Regions from separate parts of the Homo sapiens genome. Here region 2 is linked to region 1. The links are chromatin loops, found by intact Hi-C in ENCODE. Cell type or tissue: ascending aorta. All regions are shown on one strand. Links, peaks and the distances in the headings refer to the core of each region. The heading gives the core; the rest is flanking DNA. Region 1 has its middle 76 kb from the start of MIR4693. Region 2 holds the start of MIR4693 (microRNA 4693).

Evidence for each region. Peaks named below come from ENCODE experiments on the same cell type or tissue, not always from the same donor. Only the 100,000 strongest peaks of a DNase experiment are listed, where the experiment ranks them.
Region 2: a loop joins it to region 1, with 2.5 times the contacts of the local background. A loop is called at or near these places in 1 of 110 quality-filtered maps.

What each region holds. Positions count from the first base shown.
Region 1 is chr11:103,771,057-103,776,444 of GRCh38, forward strand. No RefSeq gene overlaps it. Among named protein-coding and RNA genes, the nearest start is that of MIR4693, 76 kb to the right of the region's middle. In ascending aorta, for the core only: no CTCF peak of the experiment used is centred there; a DNase peak (open chromatin) is centred at 2,715; H3K27ac peaks cover 4,910 bases.
Region 2 is chr11:103,847,253-103,852,640 of GRCh38, forward strand. MIR4693 (microRNA 4693) reads left to right here and starts at 2,654; the gene lies at 2,654-2,728. It overlaps LOC102723862 (a long non-coding RNA gene), which reads right to left and starts at 2,299. Exons shown (of 4, transcript XR_001748346.2): 1 at 2,162-2,299; 2 at 692-875. In ascending aorta, for the core only: no CTCF peak of the experiment used is centred there; a DNase peak (open chromatin) is centred at 2,273; H3K4me3 peaks cover 728 bases; H3K27ac peaks cover 3,287 bases.

The DNA.
Region 1 (5,388 bases), core at 122-5,121:
TTTGAACAGGGCAGGAAGACCCTTTGGAGGAGCCGATAATTGAATTGAGTCCTGAAGGACAAAAATGTGCCAGCCATTCAGAGTGCCAGAAAAAAAAGCCTTCCAGGTAGAGGCAACAGTGAGATCGATGGCCTAGGGGTGGGAAAACTCCTGGTTTATCCTATGGATAGAATGAGGTCAACATGGCTGCAGCATCTTGAGAAGGTGGGGAGGATACAAAGTGAGACAGAGAGGTAGGCAGGATGTATGGCTCAGGATCTGAGGCCTTGGTAAGGAGTTAGGGCTTTACTCTGAGAGCAAATAAAAGCTATTAAAGGATTTTAAATAGGGAAGTGGTTCAATCTGATATAAATATTTTTTTGGAAGTCTTCTCTGGCTGTTGTGTGGAGAATGTGTTTTAGGGAGGACAAGAATGAAAGAAAAGAGACAAAATTGGACACTATTAGAGTCCAGGAAAGAGATGAAAGTGGTTTGGATTCAGGTGGCACTGGATTTGGAGAAATGTAGAAGACTTTGGGATATATTTTGAAGGTGGCACCTACCCAGCTTGGTGATAAACTGGCCTAGGAACTGAAGAAAAGGGAGGTTTAAAGACTGTTTCCTAAGCTTCTAACTTGATCAACCGAAGGCTTATGGTGGCACCATTAACTAAGATTAATTGATTCAGTAAATATTTATTGACTGCCTACTACATTATAGTCACTCATCTAGGATATAGTAAATAGCAGTGAACATAACAAAAGAGGCCAATAATCAAATATACACATAACTATATAAAATTTGAAAGGATGACAAATGCAATGGAGAAAACTGAAGGAGAGATAGAGGGAGGCGAAGGCCATGGGAGATTTTAGAGGTAAGAGAAGGTGCCTGAGTATAAAGCAACTCCAAATAGAACTCGACTCCAAGTAAAAGATGATGTTTCTATTTTCCCAGTTAGAATAACCACTCCCTTCAAAAGTTGTCTTTGGCTAATTCATACTATTTAATTTAGTTTAACACATATCTTTAAAATCACATATTACATAAACTAATATAAATATAAAAGTATACCTTTAAAATAAATTACATTAAATTTACCATTTTCTTCACTATGTCCATGTCTGTTTTTTAAATTTTACAGAATCAAAAAATTTAATGTATAGTAGCAATATTAATCATCATTACAGATTTGGCTTGAGAAGTATTTCTCAAAATCTGTAAAGACCTGAATGTAAAGTGAATTTTTTTATTTTTCTAAAATATGATTTGGGATAATAGCTAACTAAATGAACGAATGAATGAACCAATCAACCAATCAATCAATCAGTCCTTACCATGTTCAGACTCATGCAATGCTCATCCAGGAGAGTGGAAAAGCACTTACTGGCAGAGCAGAGGAGGAGGCCAGGTAGCAGAGAGCGCAAGCATTCCCCTTCAGATGTCAGAATACATAAAGGAGATAGAATGTTATCATTTCTATTCTATCTATTCATTTTCTTTACTTAAAAGATCAAGAAGCAGAGAGAGAGAAATGGGAGGTAGGGAGAGAATTTAAAAATACATTGGAAAGCCCAGGCGTGGTAACTCACGCCTGTAATCCCAGCACTTTCGGGAAGTCGAGGTGGATGGATCGCTTGAGTCCAGGAGTTTGAGACCTGCCGGGACAACATGATGAAACCCCATCTCTACAAAAAATACAAAAATTAGACAGGCACAGTGGCATGCGTCTGCAGTCCCAGCTACCTGGGAGGGTGTGGTGGGAGGATTGCTTGAGCCTGGGAGGTCACGGCTGCAGTAAGCCATATTCGTGCCACTGCACACCAGCCTGGGTGAAAAAGTGAGACCCTGTCTCAAAAAAAAAAATGCATTGGAAAACTTAAAAATGTACAAGGAAGTTGACATATATTTCCTTTAACTCTTTTCCCGTTTAGAAAAAAAGTGCAGCTCACTGCCGGCGCACACTTAATTTTACATGAACACGCTCGTTGAGGCTGAAGCAAATCTGACTGATTTTCAATGTGAAAATAAAATATTGTTCTTGGAGTTACTTTTAAACAGAACTAACATAAGAATCATCTGAATCATCAGAATCATCTATTTCAGAAAAATTGGATTCATCACATGAATCTTCAGCCAACAACTGTTCGAGAACAATGTTGACATCACATGTAGGAATGCTATGTTCTCCAGGATTTGACATTTTTAGTGATAGAGAACCACTATGTTTTGTAAGAGGAAGCACCCACTACTAAAAACAGAATGCTATAAATAGAAGGATGTCTTTTGTTTCCAAAGTCAATATACTAGAGGGATGAGAAAATAGTAACAAAAGCAAGATATTTTGTGGCAAAGTTATCTGGAAGCAAATGATGAAGCCTCAAGCACTGCCAGTGAGTATTCGCAGGGCAAGTGGGAAAGGGGTTTTAAGCCATTTTTCTATTTTTTCTCTTTTTTCCCTAAATCAACTTTGAATGCTACTTTTTAACTTAACATTTAAAAAATATGTTATTTTTAGTGGCTGCATAGTTTTTCATCTTATCATTTATTTATTTATTTATTTATTTATTAAAACAGAGTCTCATTCTGTCACCCAGGTTGGAGTGCAGCCGCCATCTCCGGTCACTGCAACCTCTGCCTCCCCGGTTCAAGTGGTTGGCCTGCCTCAGCCTCCGCAGTAGCTGGGATTCCAGGCACCGGCCACCACGCTCGACTGATTTTTTTATTTGTTTGTTTGTTTTTTGAGACAGAGTCTCGCTCTGTGACCCAGGCTGGAGAGCAGTGACGCGATCTCAGCTCACTGCAACCTCTGCCTCCTGGGTTCAAGCAGTTCTCCTGTCTCAGCCTGCGGAGTAGCTGGGACTACAGGGACCTGCCGCCACGCCTGGCTAATTTTTGTATTTTTAGTAGAGATAGGGTTTCACCACATTGGTCAGGCTGGCCTTGAACTCCTGACCTCAGGTTATCCACCCACCTCGGCTTCCCAAAGTGCTGGGGTTACAGGCGTGAGCCACCTCTCACTGACATTCGATAACATTCTATATCTTGTATGTATTCTGACATCTGAAAGGGAAAGGAAAGCTGTGAATAATGCTTCCAAGGACCGCTACTGTGTGGGACCCGTATATTTCCTTTACAGAGGTGCTGTGACAATGAAGAAATGTACATATATGCCTTTATGGTGTGATATGGTCCAGCTGTGTCTCCACTCAAATCTCATCTTGAATTGTAGCTCCCATAATTCCCACATGTGGGAGGGACCTGGTGGGAGATAATTGAATCATGGGGGTGGTTTTCCCCACACTGTTCTCCTGAATAAGTCTCATGAGATACAATGGTTTTATAAGGGGTTTCCCCTCTTGCTTGGCTCTTGTTCTGTCTTGCCTGCTGCCATGTAAGACATGCTTTTTGCCTTCTGCCATTATTGTGAGGCTTCCCCAGCCATGTGGAACTGTGAGCTCATTAAACCACTTTTTCTTTATAAATTACCCAGTCTGGGTCATGTCTTTATTAGCAGCGTGAGAACAAACTAATACATGGTGTCTGGCTCACAGTTGGTTCTCCATACTTGGTAGCTAGGATCACAGGAGGTTGTGTGGCAGACAGAAAAGAGTAGGCCCTTAAGGGGCCACCAGAGCTTGGCTCAAACCCAACGCTACTTCTGCTTGTCACATGATCTTGGTCAATTTAGTTAACTTCTCTGCTTTTTGTGAAAATTACATGGCACCTATGTAGAGTGGGCACTTAGTCAATGATAGCTATTATTATTGTCATTATTTTAAAAAATGATGACTATACTGATAATTATTTTAAAGTACAAACACCAAACATGGTTTCTGTTCTTGGGCAGAGTATGTGGGGGGGGACATGGGGAGGAAGAGGTACCAGGAGGAGATTGGTGAATAAACTTCAAATGCCCAGTTGTACCTTGTGTAGAAATAGGCCACAGAGGGAGAGAAGAAAACAAATACTTTCACTCCGCCATTTTTATCTGAGAAGATTGCAGTTATTCTTCAGAGAAGATAAAGAGCTGGGAGAATTTGAGTTGGGGGATAGGGCCCAAGATAGGGATGGAATAGGCCAGGAAACCAGAGTAACAGGCATGGAGGGTTAGAAGAGGGGAAGCAGAAATGTGCCCATTTTCCCTCTCTGTTCACCCAAGACCTGTGGTCTGTGGTCTCCTTCCTGATGAAACAATTGCCTTATTAATTTCCAGGTTCTGTTTGGTGGAGGCGGCAGCCAGCAATATTGGTTTGTTTTATATTTATAGACGTCATCAATCCTTTGATGCCTTTAATCTTTGCTGGGCAATGCAATTCTTTCTGTTATTTCTCATGAAAGGCTAAAAAAAAAGCTAACTAAATTATGCCAACCCCTATGTAGGAAAGAGGCTGACATTTTACAAGCAGCAATAATTTTACCACATTACTACTGGGCAATAATCCTTTTTAGGAGCGGATATTTATATTTGTCTAATCAGGGAGATGGTGTTACACTCCATTGACTGATATGTTAAAATTACCTACAATTTCTCCCTTTTCTACACAGAAATATAAGTACTAGATTAAGCCAGGTTTAGTGACAGTTTTACCAAATGAGTTATGTTTTACAATAAGAAGAAACAGACAAAACACACACACACACACACACACACACACACACACACACGCTTTAGCATTAGAAAAACCACTCTACACTGCTACATCATTTGCTAACTTTGCAGACTTGTGCGATCTGTGACTCACTCAGTTTCTTATCTTTAAAATGGAATGATATTTATAGTCTCCATTAATCTATTGTGAAGATTAAAATAGATCATTATTTATAAAGCACTTAGCATAGTACCTGACACACTAATTGCTCAGTCAATGTTAACTTCCTGTTTCTCTCCTTCTTCCCTTCCTTTCTTGCAACAGTCTCTGTGCTCAAGGCCATTTGGCTACCAGACGGAATTGAGGAGAAACAAACTCAAAGTCAGGAGACACAGCTTTTCCATGTATTACTGGAGTCGGTTTAGGTAAATTAGTTCTCTTAACTCTCCTGTCTGTAAATAATGCGGGTAATACTTGTAGTGTCCAGCAACCTAGTTGGTGAGGCATCAGTGGCTCAAAAGAAGAAATGAATGAGAAAGTGGCTTTTAAATAAATAATAAGGCCAGATTCCTGTGACATTTTGAGTAATCATCCAGGGACTAGGAAAGTAACTGGTCTTTACTGTAACTGCCTTTTAAGTTGCCGGTCATTGTAGGTAGAAATTATTTTGAAGGAGGTTCCCAATGGTGAAAAGTCTCCTAGATGCACCCTTTTACATTCCCACCAGCAGTACAAGATTCCAGTTTCTTCACATCCTCACCAACATATAATCTTTTTTTTTTTTGATAATTGTTATCCTAACAGGTGTAAGTAAATA
Region 2 (5,388 bases), core at 150-5,149, 76 kb after region 1:
TTGAACTTTTAATGCACATGTTACTTTCAGACCAAAGTCTTTATCCTGGAAGATGTAGCCTCTTTTTTCATTTTTATCTTGAAATGCCCCTTGGCACAAGCTTAGTTAGGAAGTTGAGTTCAGTGGAGAAAGGACGTATAGTTGATATTATACTGGTAAGCCAAGCTCTAAGTTCACCAAGTCTGTTTTTTTCATGTTAAATTGCAGGAGTAGTATTTGCCACATATACCTTATTGGATTGTTTTCAAAGTAATGCACAGGAAGTTGCTTTGTAAAAAATGACCACCATATTCATTATTATGAGTTGACTATGAATTTACTAAAGAGTACCTAGAAAGCGCTCATCTAGATTAGTCTATATGTAGTAAATTGTAATTAAGGAATACATACAGTTGCAATAAATGTGTATGATTTTATGTACCATCTCTCACTATCTTCTAGTATAGCTAATTCATATCTGGCATCAGTTTAGTGACCAAGACACCCTCTCCCTTTGCTTGGATTATTGCAATGCCTTCCTGCCTGGTCTGCCTGGATCCACCCTTGATATAAACAGCCCCAGCCACTCACCCCCAACCCCACTCCTGCTTACATATATTCTCAACCTAGCCACCAAATTATTTTTTTAATATAAGTCAAGTCATATTACTCTTCTGCCCAACCACCCCCAATGGTTTTCCTTCTCACTAACCATAAAAACCAAACGTCTTATAATGGGCTCTAAGACCCTTCAGAATTTTGCCTTCATCACGTCTCCATATTTATCTTCCATCATTGACTTGTTTCCTACATTCCTGCCACATCGGACTCTTCATTATTTCTTGTCCTGGCCTCCCCTTGAGCAAATTAAATTCTCAAAGCTTCAGCTTCCTTATCTGTAAAATAGGCATAAAAATAGTAATAACTATAGAGGACTTTTTTTTTCAGGATTAAATTAGTTAAAATGCTTAGAACAATATTTATACCTAGTGTTAAAATGTCAATATTATATTATCATAAGTTTTATTACCCTCATCTGATTTTTTGTAAAGTCTCTAATGATTTGACTCCTGAATTGACAATAATCTCTGAAAACTGTCAGAGGCGTTTGAACCAGAGCAACTCCATCTTGAATAGAAGCTGGTTAAATATGGTTGAAACCTACTGGGTTGCATTCCCAGATGGTTAAGGCATTCTAAGTCACAGGATGAGATAGGAGGTCGGCACAAGATAAAGGTCATAAAGACCTTGCTGATAAAACAGATTGCAGTAAAGGAGATGGCTAAAACCCACCAAAACCAAGATGGCAATGAAAGTGTCCTCTGGTCGTCCTCACTGCTACACTCCCACCAGCGTCATGACAGTTTACAAATGCCATGGCAAGTTACCCTATATGGCCTAAAAAGGGAGGGCATCAATAATCCATCCCTTGTTTAGCATATCATCAAGAAATAACCATAAAAATGGGCAACCAGCAGCCGTCGTGGATGCAGTCTATGGAGTAGCCATTCTTTTATTTCTTTACTTTCTTAAGAAACTTGCTTTCACTTTACTCTATGGACTCGCCCTGAACTCTTTCTTGTGAGAGATCCAAGAACCTTCTCTTGGGGTCTGGATCCTGGATTGGGACCCCTTTCCTGTAGCTGAACGGTCACATTACTTTGTTGCTTATTCATATGTTTAAGCATCTTTAAGATCCTCACTGCAGCGAAATAAAGCTCAGAACTTCAAACACTATAAGTATTCCCAGGCCCTTGCTGCTATGTCTTAGATATTTACAGCTTCCCCTGAATTCTTTTTTCTTTATCCTTTGTTTTGGGGAAGGTTGTTTTATGTTTTTCTATTCTCACTTATATTATTTCTCTCCATTTCAGTTTAATATTATTTTTCATTTTTCCTTAATATTCATAATTCAGTTTTCCCCCACACTTGGCACCCTACCCTCTACCCTCTGTCTTCAATTCTTTCCACAATTTTCGCTCCTTCCCTTTTTGCTGTCTCAAGTGAGAACATAGGCACATTTATTTAACCCCACTGGAAATCCTGTGTTTTTGTAGGAAAAGACTTGCTTTCTTGGCAGTGCTAAAAATAAAGTAATTACTGAAGGAATGCATGATGGGGCCAGTTAGTAACCTGATAAATGGAACTTGGATACAAAGCAGAGATGAATAAAAAGACTCACCTGGTCCAGGATACTGGCTTAAAATGAGCCCTGCAGCAAGGCTGACTTGATTATGAGCTCCAAACCAGGAGGCTTTTCTTTCCTCAGTCTAGGAGGCAGGAGTAAGCCTGACAGTGGCAAGAAAGTATCCTCAAGAGTGGGCTAGGGAGGGATGGGGTAAGTTGTGCTGGTAAGGACACCGTGGGAGCAGTGAGCCAGTACATTCCATTCTTACATTTTTTGGCTTTAAAAAACGGAAGGACAGAGCTATATTACTCCATTTCTATTTTGTGAAAAAGTGTAAGCTTAATAATTTTAAAACTCAAGGCTACGTTTGATTTTTCCAAAGCACAATTAAATAAAAAATAGCTCCCTCAGTGGCTCATACCTATAAGAAGCCAAATGGTTTGGATAAAAATACTATTCCCAAGTCACCAGCATCAGCCTGTATAAATAAAATTATTAGGACAGGCAAAGCAATTCAGAGGAAAGAGCATCGCTTGGGGGTAAAATGTTTAAAGAATACTGTGAATTTCACTGTCACAAATTCAAATAAAGTGAGAGTGGAATTCACAGTATTTAAGGAATCAATCCTTGCTGCTTCTGTTTATGAAGCCGAGCTTCAGTTTTCTTGCTCTGACAATGGACACAGTGATTACCTCAAGGGTTGCTGTAGGAGTTAGATGAGATATCTATAATGTAGGAAAGGTGTTTACTACAATGTAACTCATGGATAGGGGCCTATATTGGTTTTCCATTGCTGTGTAACAAATTTCCATAAACTTAGTGGCTTAAAACAACAGACATTTATTATCTTTCATTTCTGTCAGAGGTCCAGGCAACTGAGTGGTTGATATCTCTGTTCAGGGTCTCACGAGGCTGAAATCAAGGTGTCAGTTAGCTGCATTCCCCTCTAGAGACTTGACTAGGGAAGGATTCTTTTCCAAATTCCTTCAAGTTGTTGGTAGAAGTGTTTCTTGCTAGCTTCAATTAGGGATGGATCTCAGCAACTAGTGACCACTCTCAAGTCTTTATTATATGGCCCCTTTTATACTCAAAACCAGCAACAGAGAATTCCCCCTCACATCAAATCCCTCTCACACTTTCAATCTCTATGACTCAGAAACGGGCTCACCTGGCTAGGTCAGACCCACCAGAATATTCTCCATTTTGGCTAGCTCACAGTCGCCTGATGAGCAATGTAATCATAGCAGTGGTATCATACACACAGGTCTGCCTGCACTCAAAGGAGAGTGATTATCAAGGAATGCACACCAGGGGCGGCAGGAATCTGGCAGCTATCTTAGAATTCTGCCTGCCACCATTTCCATTAAGTGATTGTTGTTGTTTGTTACTGAGGCATAGATGAAGTAGCACTTATGCAGGAAAAAAACCACTAGTCAATCAGAATTTCAAGTTGTATGATGAGGTATTCCATAGAAATTAAACATGCGTATAACAGATTCTCATAGGTCAGGACACATGAAAAATTTAAGGAAAGGATGAGGACTCCTTAATTTAGAGGGACTTCTGAAAGGTGACTTAATGATGACCCAACACTATATGTGAAATCATGTTTGGCTTCAAAAGCACTGTGGGCAGAAAAGGAGAAAACGTTTAATCTAGAGTACACAGTTATGGCATTATCTGGAGGGAAGGATAAAGCTACAAAGATTGTTAAAACTAAAATTTGTTGCCAAGGGAGCCATTCGAGCTCTGTCTGGAGATCTTCTAAATGAGAGTAAATTATTCTGTACTTGAGGTGGTTTGGGCACTGTCCTCCCTGAAGCCAATGTAGAGATAAAGTGTTGTTTTCACTCCTTCTAGTCCTGTGATTCTGCGTCTAAGGAGGCAAACCACCTATTGAATCAGTGCTCACCACAGGCTCCATTGCAGCATTGAACTGTGTCTGTGAGAAAGAATAAGGTTAAGTCAGGATTCCTTGATTAAGACGAGTTAATATAAACACTGAAAATCCAGTGTGCTGCCAGCATAGCTTTTGGCAGCATCAACACAGAGAAGAAAGAGCTGTAACAGAATAACAGCAAAATAACTTCGGGTCCTTCCTTCTCCTCCACCCACAAAATCCCATTTGGTGATATGAGAATCTAAATTGCTCAGTGCTTGGATGTTTGGCTGTCACATGTCATTGTTGTGTTGAACCTTCCCAGGCATGTACAGAGCTCACTGCTCAGGAGATTAATGTTCAAAAGCCAAAATGCTTGACCAAACTTGAAATCTATTTGTGGAATTTACTGTTTCATCATTGAACCATGAAAAAATAAATTCAGCAAATATAGTCCTAATACTCCAGCTCATCATGAAATGTCTCTTAATTTCTTGACGTGTCCATGAGTTAGAGACAGCTGAGAAAGGTTTCATTATCTTTGTCTACTTACATACATTCTTTCTCATTTCTTTTTCTTTTTAAAATCTAAGGCTTTTTTTACTTGAGAAAGGAGTTGTTCCGATTACTGTCAGTTTCTCTGGCTGATGTGATTTTCTCATCAGAAGCCTTGAACCCTTCTCCTTTTAACTTGATAGCAAAGAGAAATCATGATAGCTTCTTTTGACATCACTTTACACAAAAACAAACAAAACAAAACAAAATTATCATAAACTGGTAGAACAAGAAGACAGCATGTAGGGAACAAAACAACCATGTTCTTGATTCTAATGAGGTACATGATTTACTCCTACCATGGAAAATTCAAATATCTACCCTTGAACTTCAACAAGCATTTATGACTTGTTGATCTACTTATAGAACTAAATGATTATTTTGCAAAACATCATCTCTGTCTTTAAGTACTCCCTACAGAAGAAAGAAATGGAACATTAGTGTAAACATGATGGTCACTAAGAACTTGTGGACACTGAAGAAAGGCTATGGATAAATGATCCAACAATAAGAGAAAGCTTCTGAGTATGCCTCAGACCAGTGACTGACTGGGTTTTCTGGGAATATATTTTTTGGACAATGGGTCCAGGAAGACAATAATAAATATTGGAAAAACTTCCTACAGTCTATAAAATCCCTTTTATTTAGATAATCTCACTGGGAGGAAGGTAAGGAGAGGGATATTTATTGAGAGTCCGTGACAGAGAGATACACTGTGAGGTACCTTTCAGGTTCCATCTCATTAATTTCTTAAATTGACTCTAAAGAGGAATGTTACCTCAATTTTATAGATGATCTCCAAAATCCTCAAAGCTTTTAAGTAACTTGTCACTCTGCATAAGAATTT